Regions from separate parts of the Homo sapiens genome. Here region 2 is linked to region 1. A link is an interaction called in ENCODE POLR2A ChIA-PET data of the cell type or tissue named here. Cell type or tissue: OCI-LY7. All regions are shown on one strand.

The links. Peaks named below come from ENCODE experiments on the same cell type or tissue, not always from the same donor. Only the 100,000 strongest peaks of a DNase experiment are listed, where the experiment ranks them.
Region 2: POLR2A ChIA-PET joins it to region 1 with 5 read pairs; 4 of 35 experiments call an interaction of 5 or more read pairs at or near these places.

Annotation. Positions count from the first base shown.
Region 1 is chrX:136,867,876-136,872,875 of GRCh38, reverse strand. It overlaps a transcript of RBMX not described here. Among named protein-coding and RNA genes, the nearest start is that of SNORD61, 8.9 kb to the left of the region's middle. In OCI-LY7, no CTCF peak of the experiment used is centred here; no DNase peak of the experiment used is centred here; H3K27ac peaks cover 898 bases.
Region 2 is chrX:135,332,474-135,337,473 of GRCh38, reverse strand. All of the region lies in intron 1 of ZNF75D (zinc finger protein 75D), which reads left to right. Among named protein-coding and RNA genes, the nearest start is that of ZNF75D, 9.1 kb to the left of the region's middle. In OCI-LY7, no CTCF peak of the experiment used is centred here; no DNase peak of the experiment used is centred here.

The sequences.
Region 1 (5,000 bases):
GGCTTAAGTTTGGGGTCCCCCTTTTTACCCCTGTAAGCCATTGCAAACTTGACATTTAGTTGGATGCCTGACTTGTTTTTAGTTCTATGAAACTACACTGTATGGAGAAAATCTATTGCAAGTGGTCTTTAAAAAGCAAAACCTGAGGCAGCATGACCCAGGTCCAGCCATGAAGTTGAAAAAGATGCTCTTGAATATAGTAAACTTGAAGACCTCCAACTAAAAATCCTTATACTGCACTTATTCCTTCAAATAAGTTTTGTTCGTTCAACTTATGGATTTAACGTGGCAGTGCACCATTGGAACAGAATGACAATCCATAAGCCATGCAACTTAACAATTTAAGCCATTCCAGTCCATCCCGAGCCAGTGAATCTTCCACCACTTAAGACAAATAGTAGAACATGAAATATATTAAGCTGCAAGTCTGAACTTGCCTTTTCTTTCTGGAAAAGAGGGCAGTAATAGGCAAGTTTTAAAAGAATTTCCTTAAGAGAGATAACTAGTTTTCATTTATTTAACTTTTGCAGGTTGGTGATTTTGCTCATTATGGTCGTGGAGTGCTGATTGATTCACAGTAGATAAAGCTGGCAGTAAGAAATGCTAAGGTAAGTGTTGAAAGCAATGGCCTTTGAAGGTTTAAATGTTGTGTAACTACCATTTAGTTTAGCTGTGACATTGGCAAGTTATTGTGGTCCTCACTTCATCTGTAAAAGAAAACGCTGCTTGGAATTGATGAAGTTAAGTGCTTTAATGTGTAGTGCCTGACACATTCATTGTGAATTTAGAGTGAGGTTACATTTCCGTGAGTCTGGCTCATTCATGAGATTATTCTTAGCTATTTTTGAACCCATAAAGCTTGCTTATAGCTCTTCATATGCAAGCATTCTCAACAAGGAAGTACACACGTAAGAAGTTTGCTCAGCTGGGCACCATGGCTCGTGCCTTTAATCCCAGGACTTTGGGAGGCCAAGGCGGGCAGACCATGAGGTCAGGAGTTCGAGACCAGTCTGGCAAACATGGTGAAACCTCATCTGTACTAGAAAAAAAAAAAAAAAAAAAAACACCGGGCGTGGTGGTGTGCGCCTGTAATCCCAGCTACTGGGGAGGCTGAGGCAGAATTGCTTGAACCCAGGAGGCAGAGGTTGCAGTGAGCCGAGATCACGCCATTGCACTCCAGCCTGGGCAACAGCAAGACCCTGTCTCAAGAAGAGGAAAAAAAAAATTTGCTCAGTGCATTTTGTAAAAGGATATACTTTCGTTGTTACTAGTTAGTGCTTGCTCATTTGCATAGCTACAATACAAATTGACTAAATGTGGAGTTAATGATGCAACTGTGGCTGCAAGCTCCCTGTTTAACATAATTTTATTGACATTGACATAATGACGACATAGTATGTAATTTCAATATTACCTTTTTTTTTTTTTTTTTGAGACGGAGTCTTGCTCTGTTGCCCAGGCTGGAGTGCAGTGGCGCGATCTCGGCTCACTGCAAGCTCTGCCTCCCGGGTTCACGCCATTCTCCTGTGCCTCAGCCTCCCCCAGTAGCTGGGACTACAGGTGCACACTGCCACGCCCGGCTGATTTTTTGTATTTTTAGTAGAGATGGGGTTTTACTGTGTTAGGATGGTCTCGATCTCCTGACCTTGTGATCTGCCTGCCTCGCCTCCCAAAGTGCTGGGATTATAGGCATGAGCCACCGCACCTGGCCGCCTATGGTTGATTTTTTAAGCTTGCGTGGTTTTTTTTTTTTCTTCTCTTCTGAGACAGTTTTGCACTTGTTGCCCAGGCTAGAGTGCAATGGTGTGATCTCAGCTCACTGCAACCTCTGCTTCCCAGGTTCAAGTGATTTTCCTGCCTCAGCTTTCCAAGTAGCTGGGATTACAGGTGCCTGCCACTATGTCGGTTATTATTATTATTATTATTTGTATTTTTAGTAGACAGGGTTTCACTGTTGGCCAGGCTGGTCTTGAACCCCTAACCTCAGGTGATCCGCCCGCCTCGACCTCCCAATGTGCTGAGATTATAGACGTGAGCCACTGCATGCGGCTTTCTTTTTTTTTCTTTTTTTCTTTTTCTTTTTTTTTTTTTGAGATGGCTTCTCAACTCACTGCCTCTCAGGTTCAAGCGATTCTCCTGCCTCAGACTCCCCAAGTAGCTGGGACTACGGGTGTGCACCACCGTGCCCGGCTAATCTTTGTACTTTTTGTAGAGACAGGGTTTCACTGTGTTGGCCAGGCTGGTCTCAAACTCCTGACCTTGAGTGATCTGCCTGTCTCGGCCTCCCAGTGTTGGGATTACAAGCGTGAGCCACTGCGCCTGCTTGCTTTTTAAAGCAGTTACTTTTATTTTCAGCTAAAGCAACAAAAAAGTATATATTTAAATGATAGTTTGGGGGGAAGTACTTTACAGTAAAACAAATACTATGTAACAGGATCCCATGTTTTTCATTTTACAGAGTTGTTGAAGCAGAAGGCGGCTGATTGTCAATAAGTCACTACAGTTGCATAAGCAGTGCTGTCAGAATTGGTTTGGTGCAGGCAATAGATTTTGCCTTCAGGGGTTCCTGTGGATCTGAGGAAGGCATCAGTGTTGATTAACACTCATAACTAGGGAGTGACTGGTAGTTACTTAAAGCAAGTAATTGACCAAATGGAAAAGGGGAAGTAATTAAGGAAATTGGTAAGTGGAGGTAGTCAGGAAGTTCTTGTGGTTCTTCACATAGATTTTACAGCTTTGGCTTTCATTTTGTTTAGCTAAAGTCATGGGGACAACTCTTCAATTTAGAACTTAAGTTGAATTATAAAAATGATGGATATAAGTGGTAGCTGTATCTAGTGAAGTGTCTGTCAGTAAGTGAAACATTTTTTGGTGGTGGCTTATCCACAAACAGTTTAGTTGTAGAATAAAACTTATGAGTGACATCTGGAAAGTAACCATGCTAAGATGGCAAGCACACTGGAAACAATTAGGCCACTTGGCTTTCTTTTGCTGTATTGTTTTATAAGCCTACTTTACCTCCCAGTCTTGGAAACAAGTTTTAGTTTTTTATTGGTTTGGAGACTAGAGCCAATAGTATAATGTTCTCAAAGGAAACAGACTTGAGTTGTTGGATTAGAGGAACTAACCCAACTTATATGATTTTTTTTTTGTTTTTGTCGTGTAGTTATGGCACTGTCTTATTTGGAACATTTGCAACTAGGGATAATACAACATTTTTAACTCTCATTTGACAACCTACTACTAATCACAGACCACAAGGGTAATGACCAAATTTATGTGGTTTTTGCACTCCATAGTTGTCTTAGCCCAATCTTTCTATACTCTTACGATTACTTGGGTTAACGCTTCTGTGAGGACCTTCTGGCTCTTGAGATACCCTAAATATTTAAGATATTTAGATATCTTGAAGATAGTATAGGATATAGAGATTGTACCAAATAGGAATATAAGGAGTATGTTAAAATGACCAGATACCTGTTTGATAGTTTACTGACCTAGCAGATGTGTGGAAAAGGAATCAGATCTTGATTCTTCTGGGTTTATACTGGTTGTAAAACAGAATGATACAGAAAATGTTTTCCTTGTTTAACTGGTAGTTGAACATAGAACTTGGGTATTATAGATCACTTTTCACTTTTTGGAATGTTTTGTATTGAAACTTAATAAAACTTTAACATGGCATCTTTTTTTGTGGCAAGGGGCTCTTCTTTACTTAGAAATTAGGGGTTTATGTTTTTAAATGTTTTTCCCATGTCCCCCTCCCCCAAACACTACCTCTGTTGCATTGATGGCACTTAATCAGTTTTGCATGGGAATGTCCAGAGTCATTGAGGCTGTTTTTGTGACTAGGCCTCCTTTATTGAGAGTGAGCTTCAGGGGGAATGTAGATGACTTCATTCAGTCCTCACCCTAAAAGTTAAATGGAAGCACAATCACACACCTAAGAAGCAGAGGCTAAATAAACCAGGAGTCAACTGTAGTGCTTTTATGTAATTCCTGCTTACCTCTTGGGGAAAAACAGGTCAGCAACAACTCAGTTGTGGCTGTGGATTCCAAATACTTTGGGTCAAGCAATGCATGTGATAATATGCTTCTGAATTTGCAGTTTTCAGTTTCTCTGCTTTACCTAGTGTCCTGTATATATCTGACTAGTTGATGTTCGTTTGTGTCTAAAACTGGGCATTGCATTTGGGTTATGTAGTCAGTTGAACAGAACTCAGCACATGGAGAAAGAATGCAGCTAAGCATTAAGATGGCAGAGAAAGCCCTAAGTATTGTCATTCTGTAAATAATCTCAGCTCTACACCTGTTTTTTTGGGGGGGTTTATTAATGAGATGGAGTCTCACCATGTCCCCCAGGCTGGAGTGCAGTGGCACCATCTCGGATCGCTGCAACCTCCGCCTCCCGGGTTCAAACGATTGTCCTACCTCAGCCTCCCAAGTAGCTGGGATTACGGGCGTGCGCCACCACACCCAGCTAATTTTTGTGTTTTAGTAGAGATGGGGTTGTCATCATGTTGGCCAGCCTGGTCTTGAACCTCCTGAACTCAAGTGATCTGCCCACCTTGGCCTCCCAAAGTGCTGGGATTACAGGTGTGAGCTACAACGCGCAGCCAGTTCTATACCTATTGTTCCAGGAAAACATCTCTCTACTCATCCCGTCAATACTTTATGTTGCACATGTCAGTATACTTCCTGAAAAGTAACTTGAACTTTTGTATCAATTAGTTCAACTTTAATCAATTTTTAAGATAACATTTAAATCTGAAATACTCAAGTATTAAGGGTACTGTTTTATGAACTGAGAAATGTATACTCTATCAATGATGGATAATTACCATCATCTCAAAGTACTTGAGTTTTAGCCGTGTATACATCAGTAGTTCCATGTTGCCGAGTATGGTATGCTTTCCCATTCATGGAAACCTGGGCCTTTTCTGGTTTTTGGCTTTCATGCATAAAGTTGCTATAAATGTTCTCACAGTAGCTTTTGTTTT
Region 2 (5,000 bases), 1.5 Mb after region 1:
AAATGAATAAAAGTAAAAATTTGAGTGGTTCTCTCTGGATAATTGACATTATGGCAGTATAGTTCACTCTTTATTCTCTGCTTTATGCCATTATGAAATTATGAAACTAAAAGGCCTCTGCAGTAAGAAACCAGCTTTGTAATCAGAAAGAATGCACTTATTTTCAAATAAAATTAAAAACACAGGTTACAAAAACAAAGTAATAACAGTGTAATGACTGTAAGTTGAGAGAGAAAAAATTATATACATTGTATATATGTGTGTGTATACAAAGTAAGGACAAGAAGAAAATAAAGCAAAATATGAAAAGCATTTTGTTTAGATAGCAAGAAAAAAGTTAATTTTCCTTATCTTCATTTTCAACATACCTTTAATGAATATCTGTTTACCTGCCCCCACACGCAGATAAGTTCCATGTCATTCTAGGTGCTGTGGGGTTAAGGGCCCTCAGGCTACAGATAACACACACCTAGTTCCAATCGTGCCTCTGCAACTTACTAGCTGTGTGTCCTTGGGAAAGAACTTCAAGGACTTCTTTGCAGGTATCTGATTAGTGGAGGTCCCTAACAACTTAATGACATTGGCCAATGATTGAATGTAAAGCACAGAAATCACACTTGAAGAATAGTCTCACTGTCAAGGGATCCCCGAACAAAGGCTCCTGTGGTTTACAAACCTGGGAATAAGGAGAGGGGAAGGTCTGGAGTGAAAAAGTTCTGAGTACTGAGCCAGCATGGAGAAAGGTGTCTTGAAGATTTCTTTTCCTCTCTCCATAAGGAAGTTCAGGCAGAGGCACCAGGGCTAAAGGCCCCGGATAAGTGGGCTAGGAGTAGGGCTAGGGCTAGGAATGCAGATATAGGTAAGAGGATGGCTGCCTGGGTAGGGGACTGAGCCCTTGACTGCAGCTCCCTTTGGACAGTGCAGTGCATTGGCTGTGGACCACCTCTGATGTAAGGAGGGCAGCCTTTCACCCAGATCATGAGGGCTGCCTAAAAAGTCACTCATACGTTTTTGGCCAGGAGCCAGACTCCTCAGATATGGTTAGATATTTCATTCCATTTTCCTTTGAACATGTTCGTGCATATTATGTACCACAGTCTTTGTCTATTTGGGCTGCTATAACAAAATACCTTTGACTGGATAATTTATAAATAGCAGAAATTTATTGCTCACAGCTCTGGAGGTTGGGAGTCCAAAATCAAGGCACCAGCAGATTTGGTCTCTAGAGAGGCTTCACTCCTTGCTTCATAGATGGTGCCTTCTTGCTGCATCTTCACATGGCACAAATGGGTAGGGGACTCACTCAGGCCTCTTAAAAGGACACTAATCCCATTCCTGAGGGTACAGCCCTCATGAATTAATCTCTTCTCAAAGGCTCCACTTCTTAATACTATCACATTATTAGGTTCCAACATATGAATTATGTGGGGACAGGAATATTCAGACAGCAACCACAGTAACAAAAAGGTTACTTTTTCTTAATGAAGAAAACATAAGGATAGTATTTAATGATGCGAGTTTAGGTGGGAAGCAAAAACAAAAAAAGGATAAGTTGGTGATTACCATAAAATTCAGGATAGTGGTAACCTTTAAGAGGGAGGGAGAATATTGTGATTAAGAGGGGCCAGGTGTGAGATTTCAAAGTTGCTGGCAAGTTGTATTTATTTATTTGGATGGCAGTTCCAGGTTTTACTTGCGGTGGATCATTGAGCTGTGTATACCTGTGAAGTACTGGTTTATCCATACACACAGACATGCATATAGCACAATTATATATGAGTATATGTATGTGGGTGCTCAGGACTTGGAGGTGAAGTCTTTATATACCATGCCAGGGCAGGTAAAGCACAAGCTCAGCTTTTGATCTGTTTTCTTCTCCCAACACTCAGAACACAACTCACTCATCCTGCCAAGGAGAGTAAAAGGCTTCATCATTTCCTTGGATTTACCTTGAATGTTGATCCTAAGTCACCATAGCTGTGAGGTAGGGACAGTGTCCTGGAGACTAAATTGGCTAGAGGGGCAGAAGGGGAGTGAGAAGGCAACTTCAGGGAGGCATTAGGTAAGTCCTGGTGGTCGAGCTAGAGCAAGCCAGGAGAGCAGTGCCTCCCAGAGAAGGGGCATTCAGGAGCTGCTCCCCGTGATGCACTGGAATAGGGAAAGGGGATAGTCAGTACTCTCCATCGAACTTAGAAGAAGATCCCAAACCTTCTCAGATATAACAAGGTCCTAGGAGAAGTTGGCCCTGCCTACTTCTCCCAGTCTACCTCCTCTCAAACTTCAACCTCTCATCACTGCCCCAGCCATTCTGCCCTCCTGTTCTTTAATCCCCATGAGGTCCTTTACTCACACACATTCTTTTCTCAGACTGGGAAGTAAAAAGAAGTAGGTCCTTGCAGCAGTTGGGACTAGAGGGTTTGTAGAGTTGCTTGGGGTCAAAACAGAGGTTAGGGGTGAAGAGGATTTGGAAGGTGCTGCCACTGCTAAGAGGCCCAGGAGTAGCAGCATACAGGGAAGGTAAAGAGGTAAAGATTCTGGACCTCCAATCTTCTCTGGGCCATGTGCTCCCTCATAACTGTGGTCCTGGGGGTAAATGTGAGGTTAAAAAGAAAGTATTTCAGGCACTGGATTCCCTGGCACTAAGAAGAAATAGTATTAGCATGCACATGTATAATAAATATACATGACACACTGGGCGATGATCAGAGACCCTGCACTGGAATCATGCAGCTGTGTGTTATGATCATCGCCTAGAGCACAGGCCCCTCCATACACAGCAGGGAGCCCCTTCATCTTTTTTCCTTCAAGCTGGCACTAGCTTGAAGTGGAGTGAGAGAGAGTAGGGCAGCCCATAGAAAAGATGGAGGGAGAGGGGGTCCACCCCTTCCTGGTTTCATTCCTACTTCTTGTTCCTGTTCCTTTTCCTACCCCTAGAAGGCCGAGCAGTGGTGGGCATTGTGCTGCTTTCTTTGAGAGCCTTTGGGAATGATCAAGGATCTCCCTGCATATTTGGCATTGGTTCTTCAGGCACAGGACAACGGATGTTGGTCAAGCTCCACAGGAAGTGAACTTATCAGACTAGGACTGTAAGCCCCTAGACAAACCAAAGGAAACCAGAGGCCTGGAGGCATCCTAAGGCTGATGAGTGTGGACATGACTGGTCCTCTGGAGCAGGCCCAGGGAAGGGTCACTCTCTACCCCAACCTGGCCTGGGGGAATGGCATCATAGATTGCTTGGGGTAGAAAGTGACCCCTCCCACTATTATACCAAAAAATCATTTACAGATTTTCTCTTTTCCTTTCCGCCAAAATAGCAATTGGGTGGTTTTCAGGTTAAAGTCTTCAAGACAATATGCCTCTCCCATGGAACATATCCATGGTTCCATTAAATTAGAAACTGACAATGACCAATTGTTTCCTGTCCATTCTAAGCTGTTCAGGTTGCAGAACTGATAGCTGAGAAGGGGTGTTGAATAAGTAAGTAAACTGGATTATTAAGGGGGAATTTTAGTTTGCTGCTTCATAGCGATGAAAAGATGATTATTTCTGGAACTGAGGGGATTCACTGGGGTACCTCCTAGTACTCCTGTGTCCAGTTCTGATGTTCGTTGTAAAAGTGCTGCAATTCCATAATTATATCACCTCTAAAGACTGAGATTTTTTAGACTGATTTTTTTTGGGGGGAATTAAAACTTTGGTTGCCCCACCAGGTAAAGATCCACCAATATTTTGAGATTTTGGCAGAATTTGTTTTGCGGGAAGGTAGGTGGGATGATCTATTCTTTGTCCATCCCATGATATTGTGTAGGAAAATGTCTCATCAGCCTTAAGGTTACAATTTACAATTTAGATTTCAAGTGGGATTATGATAAAAAGTGACCTCACCCTATGATAATATAAGGGCTAATGGGACTTTGTGTGGTACCCTGTGCTAGGCAAAGGGTTCCTTCATCTGCTCAAAGCAACAGTGGGTGCTGGTTGTGGGAAAAGTGGTGGATTATTTTTTGTTATTCTCAGTTTGTTTAATCAGATATATCCTACTTCCTTCTCTATACTGCTCTGTTCCTCAGGTACTTGACACATAAAGGCTATATCACCTGGCCTTCCTTGCCCTCTGACTAGTGGGGCCAATGAGAGGCAGCAGGCATATGTATTTGGCCAATAAGAGGCAGCAGGCAGAAATTGAGGTGTGGAAGGAGAGAGTATTTCCATGACACAGAATAAAACACTCCAATCAGCCTCCGGTCCTGAGGTTCACCTGCACCAAGAATTTCTCTGTTAGGGTTACACATAACCTCCTCTAAGATCACTTAAGAATATTCTTCTTAGGAGAATCCCAGCCAAATTTTCTTTCTCTCTCTCTCTCTGCCTCTCTCTCTCTCTCTCTGCCAGTCACTCCCCTTTTGGATTTTTTACTTGTGATTCTGATTTCTGGAGCAACAAATCAAGCCCTCTCAGTGAACACTTAGAGACTACTTAATTTCCCCAGTAAGTTTGAGGTGAAGGGTACTTTCCTTCTGTAAACTTAGCATACTATACAACCTCCATGAAGTGGGGCTTCTCTGGTCTCCAGCCTACCCAGATTCTCCCATGTGTGTACATACTCTCACATGGGTGAATAGTGAGAGTTCATTCCACTGTTTGTGATTACCTTATTTACCAATTCTCTGTGGATGGACAGGTAACTGCCTGTGAGATGATGAGTAGTTGATATCAGTTTTTCTAGGAAGTCAGCCAAGTCTGAGACTAGATAGAGTACCAGTTGAACATCCTGCTACACTAGTTTGAATCTTTACTATCTTTGTATGTAACAAACTTGTCTTACTTAGTCCAATTGGGCTGCTATAACAAAACACCATAAACTGGGTAACATAATAAAAAGAAAGTCTATTGCTCCCAGTTCTGGAGGCTGGGCAGTCCAAGATCAAGATGCCAGCAGATTCAGTTCCTGGAGAGGGCTCACATCCGGGTTTATATAACAGTGCTTCCTCACATGGCAG